Regions from separate parts of the Homo sapiens genome. Here region 1 is linked to region 2. The links are chromatin loops, found by intact Hi-C in ENCODE. Cell type or tissue: PC-9. All regions are shown on one strand. Each heading gives the region's core, and the rest is flanking DNA. Links, peaks and the distances in the headings are about the cores only. Region 1 overlaps TNS3 (tensin 3). Region 2 overlaps TNS3 (tensin 3).

Region 1 (10,076 bases), core at 1,175-9,174, 99 kb before region 2:
AACACAACACACCAAAACTTATGGGATGCAGCAAAAGCAGTTGTAAGAGGAAGGTTTATGGCAATAAATGCCTATGTTAAAAGACAAAAAACTCTCAAATAAAAAAACCTAATGTCAGGCAGGGCGCGGTGGCTCATGCCTGTAATCCCAGCGCTTTGGGAGGCCGAGGTGGGTGGATCACGAGGTCAGGAGATCAAGACCTTCCTGGCCAACATGGTGAAACCCCATCTCTATTAAAAATACAAAAATTAGCTGGGTGTGGTGGCACGTGCCTGTAATCCCAGCTACTAGGGAGGCTGAGGCAGGAGAATCACTTGAACCTGGGAGTTGGAGGTTGCAGTGAGCCGAGATCACGCCACTGCACTCCAGCCTGGTGACAGAGTGAGACTCCGTCTCAAAAAACAAAACAAAACACAAAACCTAATGTTGTACCTGAAGGAACAAAGAACAAACTAAACCCCAAATTAGCAAAGGAAGGAAAAAACAAAGGTCAGAGCAGAAACAAATAAAGGAGAGACTAGAAAAACAATAGAAAAGATCAACAAAACTAAGGGTTGGGTTTTCTGAAGACTAACAAAATTGACAAATCTTTACCTAGATAAGATAAAAAGAGAAAACTCAAAATCAGAAATGAAAGAGCAGTCATCATAACTGATGCCATTTAAGACACAAAGAAACATAAAAAACTATGAACAAGTACATAGCAATAAATTGGATAACCTGGAACAAACTCATAAATTCCTGGACACATACAACCTACTAAGACTGAATCATGAAGAAACAGAAAATCCGAACAAAACAATAACAAGTAAGGAGATTGAATCAGTAATATAAACTCTCCCACAAAGAAAAGCCCAGGACCTGATCACTTAACTGATGAATTCCATCACCGAAAAAAAGAGAAAACTTCGCTATGGTTTAAATATTAGCCCCCTCCAAAACTCATGTTGAAATTTAATCTCCAATGTGGCAGTATTGAGTGGTGAGGCCTATAAAAGATGATTGGGTCATGAGGAACCTTGCCTTCATGAATGGGTTAATACATCTGTGGATTAATTAACTAATGGATTAACCAGTTATCACAGGAGTAGAACTGGTGGCTTTCTAAGAAGAGGAAGAGAGACCTGAGCTAGCACCCTCAGCCCCCTCGCCATGTGATGCCCCATGCAGCCCCAGGACCTCTGCAGAATCCCCAACAGCAAGAAGGCTCTCACCAGACGCAGCCCCTTGAGCTTGGACATCTCAGCCCCTATAAATATTAATATAAGAAATAAATTCCTTTTCTTTACAAATTACCCAGTTTCACATATTCTGTTATAAGTAACAGAAAACAGACTAATGCAAACTCTGCCAGAAAGCTGAAGAAATGCAAACACTTTCAAACTCATTTTACAAGGCCAGCAGTACCCTGATATGAGGTCTTTCTTAATGAAATAGTAAGTATTTAAGGTTTTGCAGGCTGCAAGGTCTTGTTTCAACCATCCAAACCTACCCCTGCATTGTGGGTGGAAGCAGCCATGGATGTACGTGAACAGATGGAGGTGGCCATGTTCCACTCAAACTACGTATGGAACTGAAGTAGGACATCTTCATATAATGTTCATGTAAATACAGCTCTTAGCTCACAGGATGTAGAAAACACAAGAGGGCACGATAGGCTCATGGACTGTTACGTTTTAGTGCAAGCTGCATTCTTTTGGACTTGGAATTGTTAACAAAAATCACAGAATCACTAACTGCACAATTTTCCATGGGTATTCTTCACCATGGACTCAGAAACAAAAGGTATGGTGTGGATGAAATCTCCCAAAAGAACTGCAGGCCATTTCTGGTCAGTCAATAACCAGGGTGTGGAGGGGTGAGGAGGAGACTGCACACACCCACACAAACACAAGCCTCTGCATCACACGGCAGAACGGGAAGCATAGGAGGACCGACCCTCACTCTGTTCCTGCCCAGGCTGAGACAGGCCCAGCTACGCTAGAAATTCCTGGCATGTGTGGAAGGAAACGCGCATTCTGCAAAGCAGGCGGATTTCGCCAAATGTCAGCGATTTCACCCCCGCAGTGATGATGATGAACTTCTGTTAACATCGACATCAGCAATTTCAAATTAAAAGAGGGCTTATCTCTCAGGGCACAATTTCTAAGCGTTTCAAAAATGGTTTACATGGCACCAGAAGAGGGCAAGCCATTAGCAAATCACTTCTGAGAAGTTTCAACATGTTCCCATGAATTCCACTAACAAGAGCTGTCCAGAAAGCCGAAAGTTGCTTAGCAAAAGGATGCATTTTAGAAAGCTCTAGGTGGTCCCCACTAGGACCCATATGTTTTAAATAATCTCATCATTTCTTTCAATTTCATTTAAAAAATTGAAGTGAACAACAACTAAAATGGAATAAATGGCCAAGGATGGCACTTTTCAAGTCCAGCAACTCCAAGAGACTTCTGACAATGCAGCAGGCAGCAGGTCTGGGTGTGCCCTAGAACCTGCACTTTCCACAGGTGCTGCTGCTGGGCCCAGGCTCACAGCTCAGGAATGCTGCTTAGAACAGCTTGCTACGTGATCCTGGGCAATGATGATCCATCAATATCAGGCTCACTGTGTCAAAATCACCACACCAAGCCTGAAAAGCATAGGTTGTTTTAATTAACAAGAATTATATTTATTTAAAAGTCCGTCTGTCTATCTCTCTCTCTCTCTCTCTCTCTCTCTCTCTCTCTCTCTTAGTTTGCACCAAAACACAATTTGGGTGAAGGATCCATAATCTAAAATAATACTTGAAAAGATCAGGTCATCACGGACGATTTGGTGGTCCTAATGGGTGTACCTGTCCATTTGGGGGGAAAATATGATCAAGTTAGATGTGAGGAAAGAGACAACACTAGAGAGAAGCAAATAACATCTGTGTGCCCCGATGGAAGTTTTCTGCACATCAAGTGGTCATCATATGCCTTACAGCTGTAAACACCATCCACAAGCCAGCCTACCTAGTGCCTTTGCAGGAAAGATATACTGAGAGTCTAATATAACTCAAAGGGAAGCTTCTTTCAAACTAAATTCCATAATACAATGGATTTCTGTGCAGTTTTTTAGTGTAAAAGAGTCCGGAAGAAAAAAAAAAAAAAAACTTCTATCTTGAACCGTCAACACTTCCTAGATACTTTGATGGTCCTAAGAATGCTTTGTCAAACACACAAAATAGGGAGCTGCCCATTAATGAACAGTGACCCCAGCCCACTGGCTACATCCTTTCCCAAAGGATTCCTCCCTGACTCAAGGTGTGACTGGAATAAGAGCTTTTCTCTAATAGTAAGTTTCTGGCAGGAGGGTTAAGCTTCACACACTTACCCCTCAGTGAGTTTGCTTTCAGTCCAACCCCTTTCAACAACAATCACATTTGAGGAGCAGTACAAAGCAGTTGAGAAAACTGGGAATTAAGAGGAAAGATCCCAGGAGGTGGGAGGAGGAAGCATGGAAGGAGCCCGATGCAGCCAGGAGGAGGAGTGCCCACCAGCTATGCACCTGGGCTGCTGGCATCCACCAACCCTGCTGGGGCTGACAGACAGACAGTCCCGGCCACTCTGTGAAGATGTACAGGCCATGTCTGCACTGCAATGGCTCCACGTGGAAAGGACAACACGTTTACTGCAATGGCATCATGCCATCATCTAGTCCATCAACTGATTACCATAACTCAAGATGGCATGGAAAGTCTGACACAGTCCATCTGAAAAGGGCATACATAGCTCTTTTGAAAAGGAGGGCTTTCCATGAAAAATAAAATTTAATAAAAATGAAACGATTTGCTCTCATAATCGTGGTCAATTTGGGGTCAACAGTTTCAAATGTCCAGCTACACATTCAGGGACCACAATCCTATAAATTCTAAAGCCAAACTTGGGGAGGTGTGATAACTCTGTTTCCTTCTTTAAGAGCAAGTAGGAAAACCTAAAGACAAACCCATAAGGAGCACATCGCACCAGCTCAAAGCGGAAATGTGCTCAGATGCAGCATTGGTCTCCATCTCAACTCCAAAGGCTGAAGCCCAGCCAGACCCCCAAATGTGAGAGGGGGCGCACTCACCCTGCAGTGAATGACGACCACATGCTGGAGGTTGCTGTTCAGCCAGGACTCCTGCGCCTTGCATATGGTACACATCTTATCCAGGGGCGGTGCGTGGAGCTCTGGCCAGCCCACATCCATGATCTGCAACAAGAAAGGGGAGCTTCCTCGGTTTCCATTTCCTAAAACCTTCTGAGGCCATCTCACAATGACTTCTTTCATCATCAGTACATTTCATTTGGGAGTAAAGAACATGCTGGGTGACCCTTTCCTAAAACTCAGTGAGCATGAGGATCAACTTCCTTCACTGGGAAGAAAAAATAAAGCATTATACTGCCCATGTGATGCCTCTTCTTCCAGGGGCTCATCTGCTCTTCTGCAGCTGGGGTGACAATTCTAGAAAGGTCTTTGAGTTGCTGATGGTGCAGGTTGTGTGGACGGGGCTGCAGTCCAGTGAGATCACAAACAGGAGTCCTAGGCCCAAGCTGCTGCCAAAATCTCCCCACTCGGGTTAAAATCCCAGTTTGGAGAGTGCAGCCAGCCATCTCCCACACCGTGCGGACAACACCTCAGAGACAATCTCCTGGAAAGGCAGCACTTAAGGAGGAAGCACCTTCAAAACTCTAATTAAGTTTGGTGCTTGGACAAAGAAAATCACCACCATGTGCTAAAGACACAGTGACTCGGTGCAGAACTGCAGCTCTGAGCGTCCTGAGGCACACACAAGTCCACAGTGGCCCACAGTGGCCACACGGGGGTGTTGCTTTTCCTTTGATTTCCTTTTGTCAGTAGGACGAGGACAAGGAGCTCTATCTTATGATGAAAGTCGTAGAAATAGTGTAAGACTGTTGGAAATTTCAGAAAGTTGCCAGGAAGTAGGAAAAGTCACTACCCCTGCCACCACTCAAAGATAACCACTGCAATGTTTTCATGAATCCCTTAGTCTCTTTTCTGTATACATTTAGCATAATTGAGATACTATTATACATAAATTCTATACTCTACTATTGTTAACTAGTATTAAAATAGGCAACTTATCATGTTTCTGCTTTGTTACTCTAATGGCTGCAAAATATTTCAACATATAGAATATACATACATATATGTACCACAACTTATGTTGACTCAGTCTTAAAATTATCCCAAACTTTGCTGTTGAAAATGATCATGAAGGGTGAGGGGCAAGGGGAATGAGAGCATTAGGACAAATACTTAATGCATGAGGGGCCTAAAACCTAGATGACAGGTTGATAGGTGCAGCAAATCACCATGGCATATGTGTATCTATGTAACAAACCTGCACGTTCTGCACCTGTATCCCAGAACTTAAAGTAAAATTTGAAAAAATTTTAAAAATTTTTTAAAAAATGAAAATTATCATGAAAGGAGTGGATTAGTATGACCATAAAGAGATACTAGCAGAAGAGAGCCCCATGCTGATGGAAATGTTTTGTCTCTTGTTTGTGGTGGCTTAACAAATCTATACACATGATGCAGTTTAGATTTATTCTATACATATATTTGTTATAGATTTGTTCCATGCATATATATATGCAGTATATATGAAAGATCCCAGGAGGCGGGAGGAGGAAGCATCATGTGTATAGATTTGTTCTATACATATATATTAGTATTTATCATCTATACACACGATGCCGAGAAACACACATGTACGCAAAACCAGGGAAATGTGAGTGAGGTCCGTGGACTATACCAATGCCAACTTCCTGACCTAGATATTTCACTATTAGTGTTGTAAGATTCTCCCACTGGAAAGACTGGGTGAGAAGTACAGGAGATCTCTGTATTATTTTCACAACTTCCTACGAATCTCTAACTATTTCAAACTGAAAAAAAAGTAATTAAAATAATTGATATGAACAATTCCTAATACTCCTTATCAAGTCACATTCCACAAAGACTAGTAGCAAATTATTTTTGCACAAAATAAGCATTGTTTACATTTTACAAAATGCAGAATATAAAGGGATGAACTCTGTACCTTTGGGTTAAGCTTCGTAAGGTCATATCTCTTTTCTGAAAGGTTTAATACCTATAAAAGAGAGGAAAAATTGCCTTGCATAAAATAGATTTTAATATTTTAAAAATTAATACTTTAATTTTTATTTAATTTTAATTAATACTAATTTTTTAAAAAAATATCTAAAATCTTCACACTCACAAATCAGGGGGAAAAAAAGCTTTTAGACAAATCCTTGACATCAGAGATGAAAGCAGAAAACACATTGCATTTTTACATGATGTTTCCCTTCCAGGTACCGAGGATCAGAAAAGATTGAAAAATACAGACTTGTGTGGTCACAGAATAAAAAACAAATAAAATAAATAAGATAAGGATGGCATACAGAACCCTTACACATAAAGTCTATATTCTACTTCTTCAACTAGTATTAAACCAGGCGATTTACTGTGTTACTATTTTTTTTTAATTCTCATGGCTACAAAATATCCCAACATATAGGATACACACACACACACACACACACACACACACACACACACACGTATAAAATATATAATATAAAATATATATACACATATATATAAAATAAATATCACGGTCTTGCTCCTGACAACACAAACTGACCCGATAGAGAGGTGGTACATGGTGGGGAAGGCTGTCCCTCCTCTATGGCCTGGTGGCCCCAGGCCTGGAAAGGGCTGAGTTCATGCCCGGCCAAAAGCCATGGCCTAAGTTCACTGAAAAATCACAGCCATTTGTGGAACCTTGCTAAATACTCAAGTAGTTCAAAATGAAAATAATAATAATAATAATAATAATAATAATAATGTTCCAGCAGCAAGGAGCCTTAAAAATTAACTAAACGTCCCTCTCACTTCAGAGTCAGAGATGTGAGGAAAGTGGAGGGTGGGGGCTTGTCCTGGTCACCCAGCAAGCCCTGTTTATGACAAGGGGGGGCGCTGCTTTGTGACCCACAGTTCATTTCTAACCCTGCACAAGAAAAAGATCCCTGCCATAGCCATTTTGCAGGGAGAGCTCTGGCCCTGACAAGGCCCCACAGACAGGTGCTGGCCAGGGCTCCAGGCCCTCTGCATGGTCTCTTTGGGGAAGGGGGACTGGGGAAGAGGGGAAGGATGGCCAGAGAGGAGACTCAGGATGCGCTGACCAGCCTGGGAGTGGCTTCCAAAGGAAGGAGCCATGGTCCTGCAGAGCACACCGCCTCAGTGATGAAGGAGGAAGCCCTGAGGAGGAGAGGGCCCCTGGTGAGAGGCACCACCATCAAATGGGGCTTGGCCACCACTTCCTGTCCACTGCCAGGTCACAGACAAGACGGGCTTCAAGACCAGAAAGAGGCAGGAGCCTGAGTGAATCAAGGATCGGGGAGGGGTCAGGACCCAGGTAGCACCTGGGCCAGGGCTGCTCTGGCATCAGACGGAGGCCACATCCTACTCTGCCACTTGGGTCCACCTCTCCCAGCCACTGGTGCCCCAGTCATTGGAGCAGACCAGCAAGGAAGACAATGAACACCTTGTAGGTTTGCAGGGCAGATTAGCTTTACCACAGATAAGGAGGCCTCCTTACTAGAGATAACAAGGCAGGTAGAGAGAGGGTGCCAGGGAGCTGTCATTCAATCCCATTAGTGACTGTTGACAGCAGAAGGAAGTCAGCCTCCACCTGGGCTACCAACCATGGGAACAGAAAACAAGGGGCCAATCAGAGGGTGAGAGATGGTGAGAGGCTGTTCTGTATTATTCCTCAGATGTGGCTCCACCATCAACTCGACAAGTGTGTTTTGAAAATCAAGCTGTCTCCTTGTCTCCAGGGCAGCCCCTGGTTTCTTGGGTGCCCACCTAATTTGTCTTCCTAATTTCTGGCTCAGGAGGAGAGTCACAAGTTTGTCTCTTGATACGAGGGATGCAGCATGGGAGCGCAAGGGTGGCTGGCTGGGGACATGTCCCAAGGCACTGGGGAGCCAGCCTCACTGATGAGTGCAGGACAAGGCAACAGCCATCCCTGCGGTCAGCAGTCGTGTGTCCCTGAAAGCTACCTACAGAGACACATAAGTCTCCTCCCCAGGCGTGGCAGCAGAGAGACAGAGGACGAAGGCGCCACGGACAGCTGTGTGAGCCCAGGCCCTTGAGCTTCTCCCTCATGTGTAAACCAGTGTTCTGTGAGTGCCCATCCCTACACAGTGCCTGCTGCAGAGCCTGCCCAAAGGCTCCCAGAGCCGCCCACCGCTCACCAGGTAGTTGTCCCCGTGCTTGGACTTGAGCATGCGCGTGACCTCCTGTAGGTTGTGCAGGTAGGACTCCTCAGAGCAGCCGGCAGGGAAGGACACAGCGATGATGCGCTCCGTGATGTAAGTGAGGTCCAGCCCATGGCCCTCCTCCATGGTGGGACTCAGGATGACGGGCCTGCGAGAGAGCAGTGGGCAGATCAGAAACAGGGTAAGGAGGCAGCAGACATTCATCCTCTAGGAAAAAGGTGAAGACGACGGACACTCATCCCCTGGGTGTTCACATCAGCACCTGGGCGGCCAGCTACGGGAATTTACAGTGTGTGCAGCCTCTGTGCTGTGTTCCCATAACAGCGGGCAGTGTGGGGAGGGGCACAAGATTGAATTTTCCTAGCAGGGCATGACGGGGTACCGCAAGCTGCGGTCAGGGAACGCACAGAGAGAAAGCAACTCAGAGCAGTGACGCATGGGCTCAAATGCAAAAGCACGAAGGCGGGAAGGACTCTTTGTGGTTACACTGGGAGCAGGAACAGGGTTCCAGGCGGGACTCCTGGAGTGGGAGCCTCAACCCTGCTCTGAGGTGTCAAGGTCGGCACGAGGGGGCACCGGGAGGGGGCCAGGAGGAAGCGGAGATGGTGTGAGCAGAAGCCAAACATCAGCAAGCAGCTCCTCGTGTCCGTATGCGGCATCCTGGGGGAGGTGCGGCCAAGGATGAGGCTGGTGAGGTGGCCAGCTATGGTCGTGGAGGACCCTGCAGGCCCAAGAAGGAGGCAGGACCTCACGTGGAGAGGGGACCAGCTGGGGCATAATCAAAGCGGCCTTTCATCTACTGAGTAGCAACTCAGCAGACTCCTATCAGAAGGCTAAGAGCTCCATGGGGCCCCGCTGGGACCCCACCCAGCTAGCCACAGGCCAGGTGGATGCAGGGTAGAATGTGGGGCTGGCCACCCAACCAGGTGCCCAGGTGGCCAGGGCAGGCCCCCAAGTGTGAGATGAAGACTGTGGAGGAGGGAAGAGGGAAGAGGGCAGAAATGGTCATGTCATGGCCAGCAGGCTGAGGACTTGGGCAGGACTGGCAGTGTGGAGTCAGGCACCCAATGTGACTGGAGACAAGGGCCTCCCACAGACCACAGATTCTCCACCAGCCCTGTGGGCCCCAGGGAGGCCTGAGCCCCTCCCAGGAGTGCTCCTAACATTATGGCTGAGGGTGGTATCCAGGAGGAGGTGGAAAAGGTTCCAGGGAGAGGGGATGGGGTTGAACCCAATCGGTGCCCCCATGAGGTAAAGCCAGAGGCATGGGTGCACGGGACGTGTCCTTAAGTCCCTCCAAAGTGCTGCCACCAGCTTTGGGGTTTTCATTTTTACTACTCCTATGTGTTTCTCTCTTTCTTTTAATTTTGGAAAAATTCAAAACCATATAAAATGGTTTTGCAAACCTCCATGTACCCACATCACCTAACTTCAAAATTACCAACACACAGCTAACCTCTGTCCATCAATATCTCCAGCAATCTCCTCCACCACTTTGATTGCTTTAAAGCAATCCCAGATACTATGTAATTTCATTTATAAATCTTGCAGAATTTATTTCTAAAAGATAAGGGCACTTTTTGATTAAAATGTCTACAATGCCATTATCACACCTCAAAAAGAAATAATAACATCAAACATCCAATACCATACATTTATTTTTATTTTTATTTATTTTTATTTTTTCGAGACAGAGTCTCGCTCTGTCGCCAGGCTGGAATGCAGTGGCGCAATCTCGGCTTACTGCAGTCTCTGCCTCCT
Region 2 (10,076 bases), core at 1,060-9,059:
CGGGAGGCTAAGGCAGGAAATCGCTTGAACCCAGGAGGTGGAGGTTGCAGTGAGCCGAGATCGCGCCATTGCACTCCAGCCTGGGCAACAAGAGTGAAACTCCATCTCAAAAAAAAAAAAAAAATATATATATATATATATATTTCTAGCACAAGAAATGTGACAGGAACTACCCCAAGGCATACAATAATCAAATTGCTTAAACCCAGTAACAAAGAGAAAGATCTTAAAAACAACCACGGGGCCAAAAGACACATTACATGCAGGGAACCAACCAATAGGATAACAGGTTTCTCATTGTTTTAAAAAATATAAGTGAGAAGACAGCAGTATAATAGGAAATACTGAAAGATGGACACAAAGAAGGGAACAGACACCAGGGCCTACTTGAGGGTGGAGGGTGGAAGGAGGGTGAAGATTGAAAAACTACCTATCGAGTACTACGCTTATTACCTGGAGGAGGAAATAATCTGTACACCAAACCCCCACAACACACAATTTACCTATATAATAAACCTGCACATGTACCCTGAATCTAAAAGTTAAAAAAATAAACAAAATAGAATAAAACAAAATACTGAAAGAAAACTTGTCAATCTAGAATCCTGTACCCAATAAAAATAGCTCTTCAAAATAAAAGTGAACCAAAAACTTCTTAAAATATGCAAAAAAAGATATACAATTAAAGCCCAAAAAAAATCATCACCAGCTGACACCTATGACATATTAAAGACAGTGCTTGGGCAAAAAGGACATGGCAGATGGAATTATGGCTTTACACCAACAGATGAAGAGCACCAGAAATGCTAATTACACAGGTAAATTTATGAGTTTTTCTTATTATTTAAAGCTCACCAAAAGATAATTAACTGTTTAAACAATAGTGTAATGTGACATGTGACATATGTAAAAGTAAATTTTCTGAAAAAATAGCACAAAGTTCAGGAAAGAAGAAAAGGAAATATACTATTGATGACAGCGGTTGCTACCATCACGCTGGCTGCAGCAGGGAGGTGAGGCTGGGGCTGCACTCTCCATGGAGCCGGTGGGAGCTCCACCCCTTCTGAGTTGGGGTGGGAACTCCCTGGGTGCCACTGCAGCTGCCCAAACTGCAGCTGTAGATCCAAGCCTCCCTGCGCTCTTGAGTGGGGCCAGGAGCAGGCAGGATCTGCCCCCCGGGGTGCAGCTGCAGCCACCATCCACGGCTGCAGACCTGGGCCTCCCACTCCACCACACAGGCGGGAGCTGGGGAAAAGCAGGAGCTCCCTGAGTGCAGGCAGCTGCAGCCACCCTCCCAGGCACAGCACCCAGGCATCTCTGCGGCCTGCACCCTCGGGCGCATGGGAAGCCCCCCCCCGCCCACCATCCCTGCTGGCTCAGGAGTGTCTATTCTGGCTGCCTGGCCTGTCTCCTCTCCCGGCCCCCCACCTCTCATCTCAGAGCGGGATTGGGGACAAGTACCAGGGCCTTGAATGGCAGCGGTAGGCAAAGTCCTGGGCAGAAGGGGGTGGGTCCTCAGTAAGGCCCCACCTTCAGGCCAGGGAGGGCCTGTAGGCTGGGGACGGGCTGCCAGTCCCACAGACTGGAGTGGGGACTCATGGTGCCTCTTCCAGCCAGCCCATGGCCGCCCATGGACCAATCAGCAGGCACTTCCTCCCCTCCAAGGGCTTTTCCATGTTCAGCCAGAGCAAGAGAGAGGACAGAGAGAATGGAGAGACCACAAGAGACCAGCTGCACAGAGGAGCTACCCTCTCTGCCGAGAGCTTCAGAGACCTGCAGAGATGTTGGGACTTCCAGCTGCAGAGAGGAACTACCCTCTCCAGGGCCTCCTCTCTGCTGAGAGCAGCAGAGGTCGGGATGACCTGCCTACAGAGAGGACACTGTGGGTCTCCTCTGAGCTGTTTAACACTTAATAAAGCTTATCTTCATCTTCTTCACCCTTCCCCGTCTGCCTATCTCATTCTTCCTGGACACAGGACAAGAACTCAGGCAAAGGTGCCACTGGCCACAGAGGTTTCCAGCCAGAAATTGGACACCCCAAAGATCCCATAAGACTATTATAAGGCTCTCATAGTATTCATGAAGTGGATATAATATCACTTGAAGGTAGCCTGTGATGTTACAGAGGTATAGTATAAACCCTAGAGCAACCACTAAAATCATGAATTATAGGTAATAAGCAAACAAGAGAGATAAAATGAAATAATAAAAATTATTCAATTAATCTAAATGGCAAAAGGAAGTAAAACAAAGGCAGAACAAACAATAGGTAGGAGAAATAGAAAACAAGTAGCAGTATGACAGATTCAAACCTTGCCATATTAATAATCATATTTATGTAAATAGTCTAAGTATCTCAATTATAAGTCAACAAAAGTTGTCAGATTTTATATATATATATATATATATTTTTTTTTTTTTTTTTTTTTTTTTTTGAGACAGAGTCTCGCTCTGTCGCCCACACTGGAGTACAGTGGCGCAATCTTGGCTCACTGCAACTTCTGCCTCCCAAGTTCAAGCAATTCTCTGCCTCAGCCTCCCAAGTAGCTGGGATTACAGGCACCCGCCACCATGCCTGGCTAATTTTTGTATTTTTAGTAGAGACAGGGTTTCACCATGTTGGTCAGGCTGGTCTCGAACTCCTGACCTCGTGATCCATCCGCCTTGGCCTCCCAAAGCGCTGGGATTACAGGTGTGAGCCACCGCACCTGGCCTTTTTTTTTTTTTAAAAGACAAAGGCTAGAAAAAAGAGGTACCTTGCTGATGTTAATCAAAGGGAAGTTGGAGTGGCTATATCAGACAAAGTAGGCTACAGATCAAAGAACATTACCAAGGATATAGAAAGTCCTCTCATAATAATAAAAGGATTGATTCATCAAGAACACCTAACAGTCCTAAACATTTAATCACTGATATGGCTTGACTGTGTCCCCGCCCAAATCTCATCTTGAATTCCCATGTGTTGTGAGAGGGACCCAGTGGGAGGTAACTGAATCATGGCGGCAGGTCTTTCCTGTGCTGTTCTCATGATAATGAATAATTATCATGAGATCTGATGGTTTTATAAGGGGGAGTTCCTCTGCACAAGCTCTCTCTCTTTGCCTGCTGCCATGTGAGATGTGCCTTTCACCTTTCGAAATGATTGTGAGGCCTCCCCAGCACGTGGAACTGTGAGTCCATTAAATCCTTTTTCCTGTATAAATTGCCCAGTCTTGGGTATGTCTTCATCAGCAGCATGAAAATGGACTAATACAATCACCTAATAAAGAACTTCATGGCCAAGCGCGGTGGCTCATGCCTGTAATCCCAGCATTTTGGGACGCCGAGGCGGGTTGATCACCTGAGCTCAGGAGTTCAAGACCAGCCTGGCCAACATGGTGAAACCCCGTCTCTACTAAAAATATAAAAATTAGCTGGGCGTGGTGGCGGGCACCCGTAATCCCAGCTACTCAGGAGGCTGAGGGAGGAGAATCCCTTGAACCCAGGAGTCAGAGGCTGCAGTAGGCCGAGATCATGGCACGGCACTCCAGCCTGGGTTGACAGAGTGAGACTCCATCTCAAAAAAAAGAAAAAATAAATAAAGTAGGGGAAAGAGTCCTGAACCAAGCAGAAGCCTTCACATAAGTTCTGATACCTACACTACAAGCTCTGTGGCCCAGGACAAGTCACAACCTCTCTTAAATAGAAAAGATATCCTCCCCCTCCTGTCTCTTAACAGCTATTGTAAATGACCAAACGCTGTATCATCTGTCAGTTCATAGGAATCACTGGGGCAGTTTTTAAAACAGCTGACCCAGGCTCCACCCCAGACCAATTAAATCAGATTACCTGGAGGTTGAATCAGAACACTGGAATGTTGTCAAACCCCCCACCCCAGCTCCATCCCGTGATTCTAATTTGCGGCCAAGACAGAACCACCACTGTATATAACCGACTATACTGTAAGTATCTATATACATTTAAGGTACTGTTATTATGTAGTTGTTCCTATGTCGGTATCTGGTTTTTTCAAAGAGATTGCATCCTTTCTGATAACACAGGTTGTGTGTTCAGTGCTCTGCAAAAGAAGGATAATGATGCTGCTAATTATGCAGTTGGTAACACTAGCTAAGTGCTTCTGTGTCATTACCGTAATCACCACTAGTCTACAAACCGTGATGGTGAGATGCAAAACCGAGATGCAGCACCACACAGCCAATGGATGAGGCATATGAGACTCAGGCCTCATATGCCTCAAGCCCCAGTCTCACGCTCAGACAAGAGTAGCATTCAAACACCTAACAAACACATCTCTCTATTGCAATGCAGCAGCTGGTACGTACTTTTCACTCGTATTGCAGTTATTTGTTTATATGCCTTCTCTCCTGTGCTATATTGCAATTTCCTAGATGCAGGACACCAGGCTCTTTCCCCTTTGTCCTCTTAGGGCCCTGCCCAGCGCCTGGCAGACAGTGGACCATGGACCCTCAATTAATATTTGTTGACCAAATGAATTAGCCACAGTCTGTGGGCCAAGGAAAGATACTGTGACCTTTCATTCCTCACAAATACCTTTATTCCAACCAGGGAGAAAGAGGCACTGTTTTCCTGCAGCTTTCTTGCCCACTGGTCCACAGCTAGAAAACTTAAAGAGGGAAACAGCATAAGCACTGTTGCGAGGGCTCAGCCATTTGAATTGCTGGATCTCTGAGGAGTTCATTTAGGATAGTGTAATAACATCTGCTCACGCTTCATCTGTACATAACATCTCTATTGTGAAATGAGACCAGACGGGATTAGACTGCCCTTGTTTTCACCTGATACTGTGCTTTCATTTCTCCCAAAGGGGGAGAGGAGGCAGCAATGCTGAAGCATTTAGCAGGCTCAGTTCAGGAATCTAAATTGCACTTAATTGTTAGGAACAAAATGTTGGAAGGGTAGAGAGCAGGCTGCTGGTTCCACAAGGACTCCCTGAGGGGGACACAGTAATTAGTGCTGGTCTTGATTGTGAGGTCTCTTTTGAGAAAGAAAAATCTCTGCAAAATTGAACAGGGAGGTGCTCCACATGAATGCTCCACTCTGCCGAAATGCAAAACCGCAGGGATCTCTCGGATAGGTTCTCCCGGCTAAAGGTCGCCCTGGCAAAATGGTTACACACGCAAAAGTGCAAAGCTGCATCAGCACAATCCCAGCTATGTTTTCCTTTCAGGAAATATTCAGCTCCACCATAGTAAGAGGATTTAGGTAGGCATTCAGGCACCTGGGAAACCTTCAGAGGCATTCTGGAGAGGCAGACACTGATCAAAAACACATTCCCAGCCCAACTTTACTCTGATGTTAAACAGCCAGGAACACTTCCGGGCCTCGGGGATATTTCCCAGCCCACAGGGGGCCGGTATCTGGGGCAAGAGGGACACCCTCCACATCCAACACATATTGTTCCCACACTTCCAGGCAGCAGCGTTTGACCACTAAACTTTAAAAGGGAACGCAGTACACCTCAAGTTAACCAGCTGAAATTTTGACAGTTTTTCACCCCACAGAACCTTACAAAAGCTTCAGAAAAACAAATGCAATAACTTAGGGAAAGGGAGGCTGAACCTAGCGGGGAGCCAACCAGCACCGCTCTGTTTAATTCAGCAATAACTTAGGGAAAGGGAGGCTGAACCTAGCGGGGAGCCAACCAGCACCGCTCTGTTTAATTCAAACACCGTGAAAGGCCGTCCTGTGGACCACAGAGCACCGCTGGAACCCATGCGGTCCCCAGGGAACCTGTAAGGATTCCTACATCCCAGCGCATCCCCCACTTCATTGCAGAGCTAAAATGCCCTTTACCTTTGCAAGAAACACGCGAGGGATAGCAGGTCTGCGCAATGGCCAGTATCCCAATTCCATTGCAGGGAAATGAACCCAAGAAGCCTTTTCAAGAGGCAGTTGAGTTAGAAAGAGCTAAGCCTGAACCCTCTTCCACGCTTACCAGAAGACGCCCCCACTAGGCAAAGCTCCACTGGCCCTCTCGCTCCTTGTCCTGCGCGTGCACACACAAGGGTACACACGCACCCACGAGGACTCAGGCACGGACCAGCGTACACATGCCTGCACACACAGACGCGCGCTCACAAGCACACACGCGTGGACGTGCAGACGGGGTGCACACACACTGACATACGCGCACTGACAAGGGCACACGCATACACATGAGCACAAGCGGGTACACACCAGCACAGCGTCCACGGGCACCAGTGCACACCCGGCGCAGCCCACGTGCGTGCAGCCCTGAAGGCGCCCGTGCCTCGCGCCCCTGGCCATGCACACCAGCTCCGGGCCGCACTCACCTGGCGCCGGCGCCGGCGCGACCGGGTTCCGCGCGCGAACCCTCCCGGTGGCCCAGGGGTCAGGGCGCGCAGCCTCATGGCTGCCCCTGCCGCCCGCGGGGAGCCGGGCTCGGCCGGGCGAGGGTGGCCGCTGACCCCTCCCCAGCGGCTATCTGGGGGGAGGATGCCTCCCGAGTCCCCTGCGGACACAAGTCCCAGGAAATGGCCAACACGGGAGGGGCCAAGGGCTCTCCGTGGCCGCCGGCCCAGGTCCCAGCCGCGCGCCGCAGCCTCCACGGCCACTCCTGCCCGTCAGAAGTCAGACGCCGGGAACAAAAGCCAGGCGCGAGCGCACGGTCCCGCACGGCGTCCCTCCATCTGACACGAATTAGCCCTCCCTCCCCCGCCCGCCCCAACCGCAGCTCCGAGCGAGCGCGGAGGCACAGGCTGAGCCGCCAAACACTGGGAAAGTGGGTGAGGAAACGCCTTCCAGGCGGGGGGAGCAGGATCTTGCAGCCGCCATCTGATTGGAATTACCGACGCGCCGCGCTTGGCGCAGGGTTCAGCTTTACTAGGATTTCAAACCTCTCCGAGAACGCTGGCGAGGTGCTTAAAAGAATCAAAACCGGGCAAGCTCTGGCTTTCGGAATTTCTAAATCTTGAATATTATCCAGTCAACTCTGCATCTGTAATGAGCAGTAATCTACACTACCCTGATAATCTACACTAGCAAACAGGGCATTTGGAGTGGAAAGCAGGTAAACACCGAGGCAGAAAGGCTTTTTTTCTAATTTGCTTCTTCTACTAAAAAACTAGGAGCCTGGCCTTGCAGAGAGGGACACGCCTAACCAGGTAAGGATTTCAAGCAAATATCAAAGCACAGGACCGCCCGGGGCCTTGCACACCTGGGGGCTGGGCTGCACCTCCCTATCTCCCAGCCTATCCCTCCCTCACCGCACCCCCCCCACCCCCCGCCATCCTGCTCCTGGCAAATCAGGACAATTCACAGCACATCTGAAGTCCCGTCTTCCTTTATGGGTCTGCGATTTTAGAAGGAAATTAGAAACCCGAAGTTCAGGAGGTGAAGATGACAGGGTGATGGGAGAAGATGGACAAGCCAGGATCCTGAAGAAAGGGTCACTTAGAAACGCCAGGAGGAGAGGCGGGCAAGATCCACAGGCAGATCCCTCCTTTCAATGCCTGTCGGACTTCACCAGCCTTCCCGGGGCAGTGGATCTTGGCTGTCTGCAAGAAGCTTTGTGGCAAGTCTAAAACTAAAAGAACATGTTCAAGATGAAGCCACTGCCTGTGGTCTACGGTGGGCAGCGGAAGAGACCCCTGCCTCAGAGCAGGATAGGGGGCCTTCTAGTCTCAGGCCAGCTAACCCTGTACTCCTACCACTGGCCTTCACTCCAGGCCCAGCCTAGGAGCAGTGTCCCAGAGCTCAGCCTTTATGGCTCCAACACTCTAACTTCAGATCTACAGCTCCACTTGCAACTCCACATGCCTTGGATGTGGGGAGCAGTCTGGGTGGGCTAAGTCGTGGCCTTTATGGCTGACATATGTGCAAATTCCAGCCATCAATTCAACTGGCTGACGTTAACCTCTCAAGTTCTGGCACTAAATATCCATCTTTCTGTTTCTGCAGTAGAAGAGCAAAGCTGCTCTTCAACTTTTAACTACAAAGGAAAAAACCTCCTCCTAGAACACACCATTCTGGGTTCCAATTCCTCACTAAATCATCACCTGGCAGACAAGCAGGCATTCTCATTTCCCCCTGTCCTTCAAATGACACCATTATTCACCTTTTTCTATATTCATTCCTTCATTCATTTTTCTGTATACATTCATCATTTTTTTCCTATAGCATATCCAAACTTTAGTCTTTTCAAACATTTTTCCCTGAGAACACATCTGTATCGTATTCATTCCAGATTGCTTCACATCTGACACAATACCAGGTACATAGCAGTGCCTACAAACAGCTAAGAACAGGATATGCTGCTGTCATGGTTTACCCAGGGCAAACACGCCCAGAGGTCAGCTGGATCTACCACCGCCCTTACCATGGTGCCCACAGGAACCGGCCAAAGAAATCTGAATTCAGCAATGAACAGATAGCCCCCAGCAGGATAAAACTCCTCCAACCTGAGTACCAGGATTCATACTCTCTGGGGTCCACCCAGGAACAACGGCCAGGAGCACAGGCCAGCCCACTGCCTATGCAAGCCAGAGTGGAAGGCAAATGGTTGAAGGTGGCTTTTTATTGCAGGGATACCCTGAATCTGCTCTTACTTATTTAAAAGAGTAGCCATTCAGAAAACTCCCACACTTCGTTACTAGTAACAAATATCGTGCGTGTGATAAACCTCCCCAGTGAGGACAACAAACTGATTTTTCACTGGCAAGAAACAGTGCTCAATCCTAAGGCGAATCCGCATTCATCAGCAGGCCGCCTCTCCAGCCCCTCTCCCTGCCCCCGACTCTGACCTCCTCCTGCCAGGCTTGCAATCTAGGCTCTTACACTCCAGGGTCCTTCTGCTCTGCGCCCTTGGGCTCACTTGGGGCTTCTCCCAAGGCAGTTTCCCATTCTCCTTTCTGGCTGAAAACCGCTGTCCTGGGCTCAGTTGAAGATCCGCCCCCCATCTGACCTCCCAGACTGGTTAATCATCCTCCATGGCTGAGCCACTCAAGGATGGTTGGGGCCCTGACCCTCTAGTGTGGTCATAAGTCTTGTACCTCCAATAGGAAGTCCTAACCTTGTCTGGGATTTTCCACACACAGCACCAAGCAGGAGCAATAAACACTGGTGCAGGAATGAAAACATTCTCCTTTGCTGTATTTCCACCACATCAACACCGGTGTTCACTGCCTGTCTCAGACCACACCCTTCTGAGTCCTCCCAGAAGTAAGCTGTAGCTGAGGGTCTGGGGATGCGAAGGGACTCAGAAGCCAGGGCACAGACTCCTCCAGGCACAGACCCTCACCTCAAAACTTGGGTGGCAGACTGGCCTCACTCCATCTTAAAGCCACAGTGAGCTCTGTGCTGCTGCCCAGCTTCCAATTTTCTTCGTGCTTTGCCACAATCCTCTGTGCTTTTTACTCGCCAGGTTGTCTCACCCTAGCTTCTGACTGCACTTGGTTCCCAGGAACAAAACAAGGTTCTTCCCAGGAACAAAACGAGGTTCTTCCCAGGAACAAAATGAGGTTCTTCCCAGGAACAAAACAAGGTTCTTCCCAGGAACAAAATGAGGTTCTTCCCAGGAACAAAATGAGGTTCTTCCCAGGGAGGATGAATTCCAGACGGCTAAGGCAGACATCAGCAAACCAGCCATCAGGAAGAGAGGCTACATCTCAACCTGGGTTGGAAACCCAGCTGGAACTAGGGACATGAGCCCCTCCATGAGTCAGACTTTAACACCAAGTACAAGGTTCCCTGGGGGAGAGCTGAGGGGCCACTCGTGCCCGTTTTGTCACTGGAAACTGGAGGCTGCTCCTATGAGTCCATTCCCTCACACGATCATGCATTCACCCACAGATACGTGAGCAACGTGTGTGCTCGATGTCAGAGGAAATACAGCGGCTGGCTCACCCCGCCCCTCCCAGAGGGACGATCTACACGCAGTGTTAGGAGGGGGCACGGAGTCCACAGATCATGGGAAGAACTCCATGAATGGCCTGTGACTTGAAGCAGAAGCAGACACTTTCCAGACAGGAAAAGAGGTGAGGAGAGGCAAGGGTGGTAAAGCGCCGTATTTTTGGTGAACTGGCCAAAGGCTGGGT

Evidence for each region. Peaks named below come from ENCODE experiments on the same cell type or tissue, not always from the same donor. Only the 100,000 strongest peaks of a DNase experiment are listed, where the experiment ranks them.
Region 1: it touches region 2 in a loop (2.6-fold over the local background); 2 of 110 quality-filtered maps call a loop at or near these places.

The regions. Positions count from the first base shown.
Region 1 is chr7:47,431,196-47,441,271 of GRCh38, forward strand. TNS3 (tensin 3) reads right to left here. Exons shown (of 31, transcript NM_022748.12): 6 at 8,292-8,463; 7 at 6,068-6,118; 8 at 4,087-4,209. The coding sequence starts at 8,441. Among named protein-coding and RNA genes, the nearest start is that of SNORD151, 29 kb to the right of the region's middle. In PC-9, for the core only: CTCF peaks have their summits at 4,830 and 5,034; a DNase peak (open chromatin) is centred at 4,852; H3K27ac peaks cover 2,276 bases.
Region 2 is chr7:47,530,716-47,540,791 of GRCh38, forward strand. All of the region lies in intron 1 of TNS3 (tensin 3), which reads right to left. Among named protein-coding and RNA genes, the nearest start is that of TNS3, 46 kb to the right of the region's middle. RefSeq lists an enhancer at 6,060-6,933. In PC-9, for the core only: a CTCF peak has its summit at 4,130; DNase peaks (open chromatin) are centred at 3,826 and 4,776; H3K27ac peaks cover 3,442 bases.